Linked DNA regions of Homo sapiens: region 2 is linked to region 1. The links are chromatin loops, found by intact Hi-C in ENCODE. Cell type or tissue: heart right ventricle. All regions are shown on one strand. Region 1 has its middle 73 kb from the start of MIR887. Region 2 overlaps MARCHF11 (membrane associated ring-CH-type finger 11).

Region 1 (5,000 bases):
CAAAGGTATCAGCTTAAAACAATTATCACAAAGGTATTAGCTTAAAACATTTATTATCTCATAGTTTCTGTAGGTCAGAAGTTCAGTGATCTCTACTGCATCCTCTGCTTAGGGTCTCATAAGGCCTAAATCAGCAGGGCTGGATCTTTTATGTAAGTTCAAGGAATGAATCCACTTCCAACCTCACTCAAATTGCTGGTTGAGTTCCGTTCTTTGTAATGCTAAGACTGATCTCCCCTTTCTTGCTAGCTGTTACCAGGAAGCCAGTCTTTGCTCCTATAGGCTATCTGCATTTCTTCCCATGCTTTCCGTGTGGCCTCTTCCAACAATGGTGGGTTGTGTTCCTTTCACACTTCAAGTCTCTTTGACTTCTCTATGGCTGCATCTTTCTCACTCAAGCTGGAAAAAGTTCTCTGCTTTTAAGGACACATGATTAAATTGAGTCCACTCAATCCTAGATAATCCCCCTATTTTAAGGTTTATAATATTAAATACATAATATTAACTACATCTGTAAAGTCCCATGTGCCATAAAATGTGACATACTCACAGGTTTCAGGAATTAAGGTATGGACATCTTTGGAGGTCATTCTGACTACCACATTGACCAATGGGATATTAGCACAGGACATGCAGGCAGAGGCTTGAAATGTGCATGCAAGGATGGTTTGATCTCTGGTTCTTCAATCATCACCATAAGAATAACTTCCCCAGGTAGCTGAATGCCCTTCTCTATGGGTCCCAGAATAAATACACTTGGAAGAATTCTGAGCCCCACATGTAAGAAGGAAGCAAGGGCAACTCAATCAGCAGCTAGAAGCAGAGCCACCCAGCTGAGCCCAGTCTGTATTAATCCATCTGCTCTGAGTCAACCTACAGACCCATTATCCTAAAAAGAATCACTTATTGTTGTCTGCCACTGAGTCTGAGGGACTCAGCTTTATTGTGGCAATTGCTGACTGATATAGCAATTGACCTTAAAAAGTAAAGCAAAGTATCTCTTTTCTTGTTTTATTTTCTACACCCAACATAAGTTTCATTTCAAAATCAGTTCCAATCCTAAGTCATCCAAGAATCTGAGCTTTGTTACTGTAAAAAGGCCCTGGCTAAGGACAGAAAACTTGGACTGAAATTCTGGCTGTACTTTTGGCTTATGTGATCTTGCATAAGTTATTTACTCTGTATATGTCTTGAAATCTTCATATATTAAACCAAGATAATAAATCCAAGCTCATAGAATTATAGTAAAAATTAAATAAAATAGTAAATTTAGTCACTCAACTCTTCTTTAGTGTAGTCATGAAACTAATACTTATTGAGTTATTACCATTAGTCAGGCATTATGTTAAGAACTGAGGAATCAAAGATAGTTAAGACAAATTTCTATCTTTAAGAAGTGTATATTCTAGTGATGAGAGCATTTTATAAATGTTAAAGCAGCCTACAAACCCAGGGCATTACTGTGGTGGTGGTTCTTTCTTCCCACCCCATACCTCTTCCTCCTCTCCCTCCTCCTCCTCCTCCTTCTCCTTCTTCTTCTTCTTCTCTTCCTCTTCTTCCTTCTCATCAGTCATAAACTGCTTTTCCATACCTGCTGTCCCATTTTCTTCTAACTTTTCAATCAACCATTGGCTTATTATAAAGATTAACATCTCGCAAATCCTACCTTCACATTCTTCACATGAAATAAAAGATAGTTATCTTTATGCATTGGAGAAACAGCATTTGACTTCAGGAAACCCAGATTCACTAATCCCTATAGGCAAGCACAGTGGCTTTTCAGTTGAAAAGTGTTAATCATTCTTAAATCTATTCAAAATCCTCTTTTTTATTTTCTTCACTCACAAAATGTACCTCAGGGTATATTTGCCTCTTTATCAAAACCCAACAACAACACAAATGAGTTACATGAATTCCATACAAAATATAATAATGGAAATGGTCCAACTGCCTTTGTTGCTTTAATCTTTGAAAACCCATTCCAACTAGTCATCTTTTCTTCTGGATGGGAGCATTTATGTAAATACATGTGGCCCTTGATAGTTCTCTCTCCCAGACACAGTTATTATTTAAAGTATATAACCCAAGAGAGTGTTTTTGGAGCTTTGTGTTCTTGTCATTCGCCATGGTACTGGAGCTGTTGGTTTGCTTCTCTACCTCTTTCCGTCTTCTTTTCCCCTTGTGTTATGTCCCTGGATGAGAGAAAATTTTCTTTTTGTTGGGTTGCTCCTAATAGTAAAAAATAATGCTAAGTGTGCATAGCTTGACCTGCTCTGGAACAATTCACCAACACCCCAACTGACATAATATTGGCATTGAAACTCACCTCAGGGACACATCAACACCCTCCTAAGAGCTGCCAGGAGGGCTGCTACACTGTGATAAAATTCTTCTTCCCTCCAACATGAAAATTGACAGTGTTTCCATGGAGCCCTCTTAACTCTGTCTCTAGTGGGGGCCTCTGATCTAGGCTCAAAGTTCACTCAAAAGCCACTGGGATGGCCAATCATTCAGATCCCTCACTGCTCTCAAAGACTTTCTTACTATGAAGATATTGCTATACAGAATGATTGATTAGGTGGTAACAGGCACTCAGCACCATCATGCTTTCAGAGGAGACAGTCAAGAGAGTATAATTTGCAGCCATGCTCAGTGAAGGGACAGGTCACTCATTGTTCAGGTAGAGGCCCTCTGAGAAATGCAATGTATTTTTGTCATTCTGGTCATCACTTGTACCAGAATATAATATCCAACCTTTGGGCGTAAGATCCAGAAAAGATAAGATGCATTTGGGAATGGGAAATACTGTTTACTGGTGCTGGTCCTGAGGGACATGGTGAGGCACATCAGAGAGGCACAGCACCCAAATGAGTCCTGAACACCTTGTGTCAAGAAAAGAAAACACTTTTTGTGCAAGGCCACAAGAACATGAGAGGTCAGAATCTGAAGGGTTAAGTAAGCGAACAAAACCAGGAGGCAAAGGGAAGCTTGCAGAGATACAGAGAGAGCAAAGATGAAATAACATGTGGGTTTAGAATAAGGTGGTTTGGCTGTACTGTACTCTGGCTGTCCCATTTCCCCTGAAGCTTGGTGTACAGTGTCTTCTTCAGTCAAGGATAGGAGGTCCTGAATTGGGAGGCTTGGAACAAATCCCACACCCTAGTTCTTCTGTAGCTCAAACAAGTGGGCTCAATAAAAATAAGACTCCTTCAGACTCCTTCAGCTTCCTCCTCACCCAAGCATATGATGAAACTTCAGAGGATTGATTTGTCTGTCAATGCCTTACAACATTATGTTTAAAAGAGACCTTAAAGGCCATGTGGATTAATCTTGTGCCTTTAGGCAGATTTCTCTTGGCCACCCAAGAATATTCTTCATATTGATATGAAGCTATTAGTACAAAAATCAAACCAGAGAAGTTATGGCCCTCACAGATATGTGGTCAAGGCCTTATGTCTTCTTGAGGAAGATCTAACTAGCAAGCTTTAATCTAATGGCATAGACCCCAGATGGTAGCATTTCCAAGATGGATTATCATCACCTATTCTTACCTCTATCTTCTATTGGGTTTTCCAGTGCTTGGCACATAGTAGGTATTTCAGAAATATTTGGGGCATGAATAAAAGACTCAGGTGCATATCCTTTGTTCCCACATAGCTGACAAGGTCAATTAAGAAGGGTTATAAGGCAGGGCACAGTGGTTCATGCCTATATTCTCAGAATTTTGGGAGCCTAAGGTAGGTGGATCTCTTGAGTCCAGGAGTTTGAGGTCAGCCTGGGAAACATGGAGAAGACCATCTCTACTAAAAATACAAAAATTAGCTGGGCATGGTGGCACACGCCTGTAATCCCAGGTACTGGGGAGGCTAAGGCACAAAAATTACTTGAACCCGGGAGGCAGAGGTTGCACTGAGCTGAGACCATGCCACTGCACTCCAGCCAGGGTGACAGAGGTAGACTCTCTCTCAAAAAAAATAATAATAATAATAATAATAATCAGACTAGACCAACCAGGCAGAAAATCCTCACTGTGAAGTTTCCACTACTGGAAAATGAAAACTAGTCTGGCTCTTATTAGAAAGGAATATGGTTCACATTTCAAAAACATTGCATAGATAAGCTGTGGTGGATAAGCAGGTGGGCAAGCAAAGAGGAAATATTTATTGTTTAAATCTCACACGCATTGTGATGAATAACAATTGGCAAGTCGTGTCTATGAAATTGGATTCCCAACAACAACAACAAAAAACTGTATGACCATCTCGATGCTGCTCACATGCAGAATGGAGACTGGACACAAGGAAACTGGCTATCTGGACTAAGCTGAGATTCCAGTGCCATGCCTTAAACCTGCAGGGAGCCATCTGGGAGTAAGCTGTGCTGGGGCTTTTTGATTTGGGGAATGGGGGACTTTTATCCATAGGTCATTTCTGGCTGTCACATAGTCCAGGGGTAGATGTCATGGAGGACACTGACTGATCCATACACAGACTCCTTTCTGCAAATTAGAAAACACACTCACTCTTGGTGAATGTAGCCCAACTTAGCAGTGGGCTGGCAGGCAGGACATGAGCTGGACTCCAGTTCCCACTCACCTCCCTGATGAGCCACATTTGCACAGAGCTCCAATTGCATGCCTGAGTGTGGTGGCTTTGGTGATGTGGCTGGGGCTTCCCAGGATTCATCCTGAGAAGTCAAGGAGATGGAGCCAGGAGAAGATGTTTCTTTGGTTTCTGGGTCTTTCATTTCTGGTGTTTGCTGAATACAAGGGAGGAATCTGAATTTATTTGACCAAAGTAGAAGTATTTAATATGGGTTCCTCAGATTCTTAAACTTCACAGACCGGCTTCTTCTGTAAATCTTCCAACATTCATATATTAATAGCTTTTTGATCATGTGGATATAAAGATTTTTCTAGAAAAAGATTTCAAAGGTTTCACTAGTCTCCAAGGGATCAGTAACCCCAAAAAGGTTAAAATGACTGGTCTAAGTATTTGTAG
Region 2 (5,000 bases), 120 kb before region 1:
CTGTAAATGACCCAGCAGGGGCCCCTTTTGAATCTCATCCTGTTTATTTCTGTTCACCTCAGCACTTAACAATGCCAGTCTGAATTCATACAGCTTCCTGGTTTAGTAACTGGCCCAAAGCTGTTAAGTTTATATGTTCTGCCATTATGCAGTCATTGATGAAAAATATTCTAAAATGAGCTGGCCAGGAACTGACCTCTAAGTTCACTCAAAACTATGTGTGCGTGTTTGCATGTGTGTGTGTGTGTGTGTGTGTGTGTGTGAGAGAGAGAGAGAGAGAGAGAAATCACTCATAATCCTGCAGGTATAGAGACTAGTTGGCATGATTTTGTGTTTCCTTCTAGATTTAAATATACATGCACACATATAATTTTATTGAATTGTACTCATGTTTTATATACCTAAATTTTTTATCAAGTTTTCTCTTTGTATTATGCTTTCTCATGTTGGTAAATATTCTTTACATATGGATTTTGTAATGGCTGCATAACTTTTAAATATAAGGATATGCCAGAACTTATTTAGTCACTTTCTTATTGTTGAAATTCTTATATTATCAAATTCTGTCCTTATTTATAACTATTTCATTAAGATAGGGTTTGAGAAGTATGGCTAATAGGTGAAAGAACATGATAATTTTTTTGGTGATAATTTCTTCTGTTGTTTTATTTCAAAATACTGCATGTATAGCTATATAATGCAGGCATTAACATTTTGTGCCTGTATAACAGAATACTACAGACTGGGTAATTTATAAAGAGGAGAAAGTTGTTGGCTAATGGTTCTGGAGGCTGGAAATTTGAAGATTGAGGAGCTGATCTGGCAGGGTCTTTCTTGCTGTGTCATCGCATGGCAGCACGCAAAGAGAAGGCAATAAGAGATCAGACTTGCAGCCTCAAGCCTTTTATAATTGGCAATAATCCACTCATGAGGGTGGAACCCTCATGACCTAAACCTTCCCCATTAGGTCCCACGTCCCACATGATTGTATTACATTTCCAGCACATGCTTTTTGAGGAACACAGTAAACCACAGCAATATATAATAGGAGATGGCTTATGAGAGCGCCTGTGTCATTTTACATTCCCACCAGTATTATGAGTGACTGCCTTTCCATGCCAGGCTCAACACTGAGCCTCATGAGTTTTTAAATTTGTTTCGACTTAATATAGGAACAATGACACTCCATTGCTTTAACGATTGTTTCTTTTTATCAATAGAGTTGACTAGTTTATGATGTTTATGAGTCATTTGTATTTCTTCTGAAAATTTTCTGAACAGGTCCTTTGGCCAATTTTCTGTGCAGGTATTAGAGTTTTGATTATTTCCCTTAAGGACGTTTCAAACCAACCTTGTACAAGCTATGGCCCGCGGGCCACAAGCAGCCCAGAGCAGCTTTGAATACAGCCCAAAACAAATATATAAACTTTCTTAAAACCTTATGAGATTTTTTTTTTAAAGCTCATCAGCTGTCATTAGTGTTAGTGTATTTAATGTGTGGTCCAAGACAATTCTTCTTCCATTGTCGCTCAGGGAAGCCAAAAGATTGGACACTCTGTTTTAAATATTTCAACTTTTTTCATGTTTTTGCAAATGTGTGTGTGTGTGTGTGCATGTGTATGTGTGTTTATGCAAGAGCATGTGCATGTAACATTTTTTGTTTCTATTTATGTAAGTTAGTTAGCTAGTGCTGTGTAAGAAAAGATCCAAAACTCAGTGGCTTACAACAATAATTCTTTGTTATTATTTGTCAGTTTTTATGTATCTATGTGGTCTTTTGGTCTTGTTGGATTCTCTCATGCCTCTGTGGTCAGATGTGGGGTGAAGAGATACTTCTGCTGATCTTAGCTGAGATCTCTTGCATTTTGGGCACTGGCGGCTGGCTGATCTCTGATGGCCTAGACTAGGGCAACTGGGCTCTCTCTCCTTCAGCAAGTAAGCTTAGCTTGTTCAAATGATGGGGTTCCAAGGAAGGTTTAGAACTTGTGCATAGCTACTCCTGACACATTCTGTTGGGAAAAACAAATCAGAGATGAACACCAAATTCCAGGGAAGGGGAAATACACTCTACTTCTTAGTGGGAGGAACTGCAAATTTTGTATGTTACAAAGGGCATAGATCAAGGAAGAGTGAATAATTGGGGCCACTTTTTTTTCAATCTTCCACAGTAGGCAACTTAAAAAAAAATCATTTTAGGATATCTCTTCATCCTTTTGATTATTTTTTCTAAGATATGTCAAATAAACTTTTTTAAAATTAATTTTACTCTGATTAAGTACATGAAGATTTCCTTCACTACGTCTTTATTTTTTGCATCCATTCCTATTGTTCATGTTTATGTCAGTTGCTTACTGCAGTGTGAATTTTGATTTGCCTATTATGTTTTATTATTTTCTTGCAATTATTTATCTTTATTTCTATTGCAGCCAATTGTGTTTTCCTCTGTTCCTACTAACTTTTCATTTGAAGAGTTTTCTCTCCATGTTATTTTCTGTTCTTGTTTCTTATAAAGCATAGCTTCCTTCATACTTTCTTAGATTTCCAAGAAGTTTTCCAAAATGTCCTTGCATTTTCTTTAATAAAACATTAGCTCTCTTACTCTTGGTGTCCAGGCCAACACTTCACCCTATTTTGTTCCCCCAGCACTTTGTATGTAAATCATCCATATCCAAATACAACCCCTTGTTTGCTTGTCAGTCAAATGTTTTTGCATTATCCTGGTAGTTTGCCTTTTAAACAACATTCTTTCAACAACTAGAGGTCCGTGTACAAACTGTCCATCATTGACTGTGCCATGTCAGGCACTGTAGAAGGGTCATGAGGTCCATGTTAAGGAGGAAGAAGCTAAAGACAAAAGTGAAGTGAAAACTTCTAGACCAAAAAGAGTGGAACCCTGGCACAGGTACTAAGTCGGACTGTTGGGACCCACCTGGCTGGCCTGAAGGTTGATGAGATCAGACGAAAAGGAACATAGCCAGCTGGCCACTCATCACACCGTGTCCCTTCTCCTTCTCAGCTGTATACTTATTTCCTCTTATTGTTGCTCTTAGGCCATTTAAACACCTGGAGAATATCTAATTTGGTACTTGGCTCTGAACATGGCAGTAAACCTGTTTATAGTCTTATACACATCCTGCATCCCCCTGCACCATCTGGTCAGTCTCCACAGTCACAGTTGGTAGATGCTCTGAGCCCTTGCCATGGGGCTCTGGATCAGGGATGAAATGAATCCCCCGTAGCCAGTCTCTGAACGGCACTCATGGATTGCAGTCAGTGGCTTCTTCACTGCTTTCCTTTTTCGTTCTTTCTACGTTAGTGAACTTTACTTTACCACAGAGCACCTGCTACTTAATTATTGTGTCTCCCTTTAAATGATGCCACATCACCACTACTTAATATCTGACACCAGACACCAGCAAAAGTTAGAACTGAGTAGGTATTTAGAAAAACAAAAGGACATATGGTCCAGTTCTTAAGCACGAAGTAGTGATCTTTCCATTTAAGCTGTCCATCATGAAATGGCAATGTTCCCAGAATGTTTGAGCTGAAATGGATCTGGGAGACCACCAAGTTCAACTTCGTCATTGTATCAGAGGAAACCGAATCCCAGAGGGGCTGAGCGGCTCATTTATGATTCCAGAGTTGGTCATTGAAAGACAGGTCTCATACCCAGGTCTCTTAAATCCTCTGCCTTTTTCTTCACCACTCCCACCCCCGACCAGTTCTTCTCATTGCTTTGCTGATAACATTACATTTTGTTTTAGATTGCATTTTTTCTTTCCTTTCTAATACCAAGGTCCACATGTTTTTCACCCTTCTTTTAGTATAATTACACATTTGTATATTTATTCTAGTTCAAAATGGATTGAATATGTTTCCATAATTGATTTCTTGTTGTCTAGAAAATTACAGATAACAAACTAGTTTATTAGGTAATTGTTTTCTACTCCCATTTCTCCATAGAAGGTAATTCAAAGGGGATTATGTGACTGCTTACTGAACCAAACTGCATTGCTGCATGTTACTTCTTCATGATGGTTATTTGCTTTCTTCCTTAAACATTAATTAGGAGTCATTGCCATCAGAACCAGAATTTTGAACTTGTTTAAGGAATTACTTTGAACTGTTATAGCACTTTCCTTAATATTACATGTTGATTTGTGTTAATTTACCTTTCCCTTCTATCTATTATTCAGGCTATCCTCTGCTGATTGAAATATTCAAGGTACTGCTGGCTTTCACATGTATATTTAAAGGCACGTGTAAATATTCAACATTATCTTATCAACTTAAAATGAAGAAGATATCAGATCATATTTGCCTGTTAAATTAACAGGAGCCTTCAGGCATATGCATTAAAATAATTTGTGTCAGATACAAAAAGAGTTAGAAGGTGAACTAATTTCAATGAGAATGGAAAATGTGATGTCTAGTAAAAATTACATAAACATATTTGGGGTTAGACCGTCAGTTCATGGTTTGATCCCTGGCAGTAGTGCTAAGATTAACCTGTGATGGCATTTGTCTTCTACCCCAAAAATGACAATACAAATTAGAAGTGTACCTTGAGCATTCCTGACTCCATTCAATGACACTTCTGGGTTGTTTACACTGATAAAATTGCTATTTTTGTTTGTCCTTTTATGTCTGCTCCTTTCATGTATGCCATCACCAAGAGAATTTTTACCAGAACCAAGAAGTTTTCTTTTCCAAGAACAGTTTATCCTCTCTATTTAGTAGCACCCTGCAGTAATTATATTCTGTAACTGCCCAGCCAGAATCTTTACAGAAGTGCACAAAACAACAAAACTATATTCATAATGCCCACATATCACCAGCACATTTTAAATCACAATTTCACAATTATTTAGCTTAGCAAATGTGTTCAAGTTAAGGATCTGAATCTTATCGAAGTGCTCATAACCTTTATTGGCTAGTAAGACAGAGTAAAGGTTAACAAAAAAGATGAACACATCTTTTGTGTGTGTGTGTGTGTGTGT

The links. Peaks named below come from ENCODE experiments on the same cell type or tissue, not always from the same donor. Only the 100,000 strongest peaks of a DNase experiment are listed, where the experiment ranks them.
Region 2: a loop joins it to region 1, with 4 times the contacts of the local background. A loop is called at or near these places in 7 of 110 quality-filtered maps.

What each region holds. Positions count from the first base shown.
Region 1 is chr5:16,005,570-16,010,569 of GRCh38, reverse strand. No RefSeq gene overlaps it. Among named protein-coding and RNA genes, the nearest start is that of MIR887, 73 kb to the right of the region's middle. In heart right ventricle, no CTCF peak of the experiment used is centred here; a DNase peak (open chromatin) is centred at 2,344; H3K27ac peaks cover 1,383 bases.
Region 2 is chr5:16,130,262-16,135,261 of GRCh38, reverse strand. All of the region lies in intron 2 of MARCHF11 (membrane associated ring-CH-type finger 11), which reads left to right. All of the region lies in intron 1 of MARCHF11-AS1 (MARCHF11 antisense RNA 1), which reads right to left. Among named protein-coding and RNA genes, the nearest start is that of MARCHF11-AS1, 3.6 kb to the right of the region's middle. In heart right ventricle, no CTCF peak of the experiment used is centred here; no DNase peak of the experiment used is centred here; H3K4me3 peaks cover 2,171 bases; H3K27ac peaks cover 2,051 bases.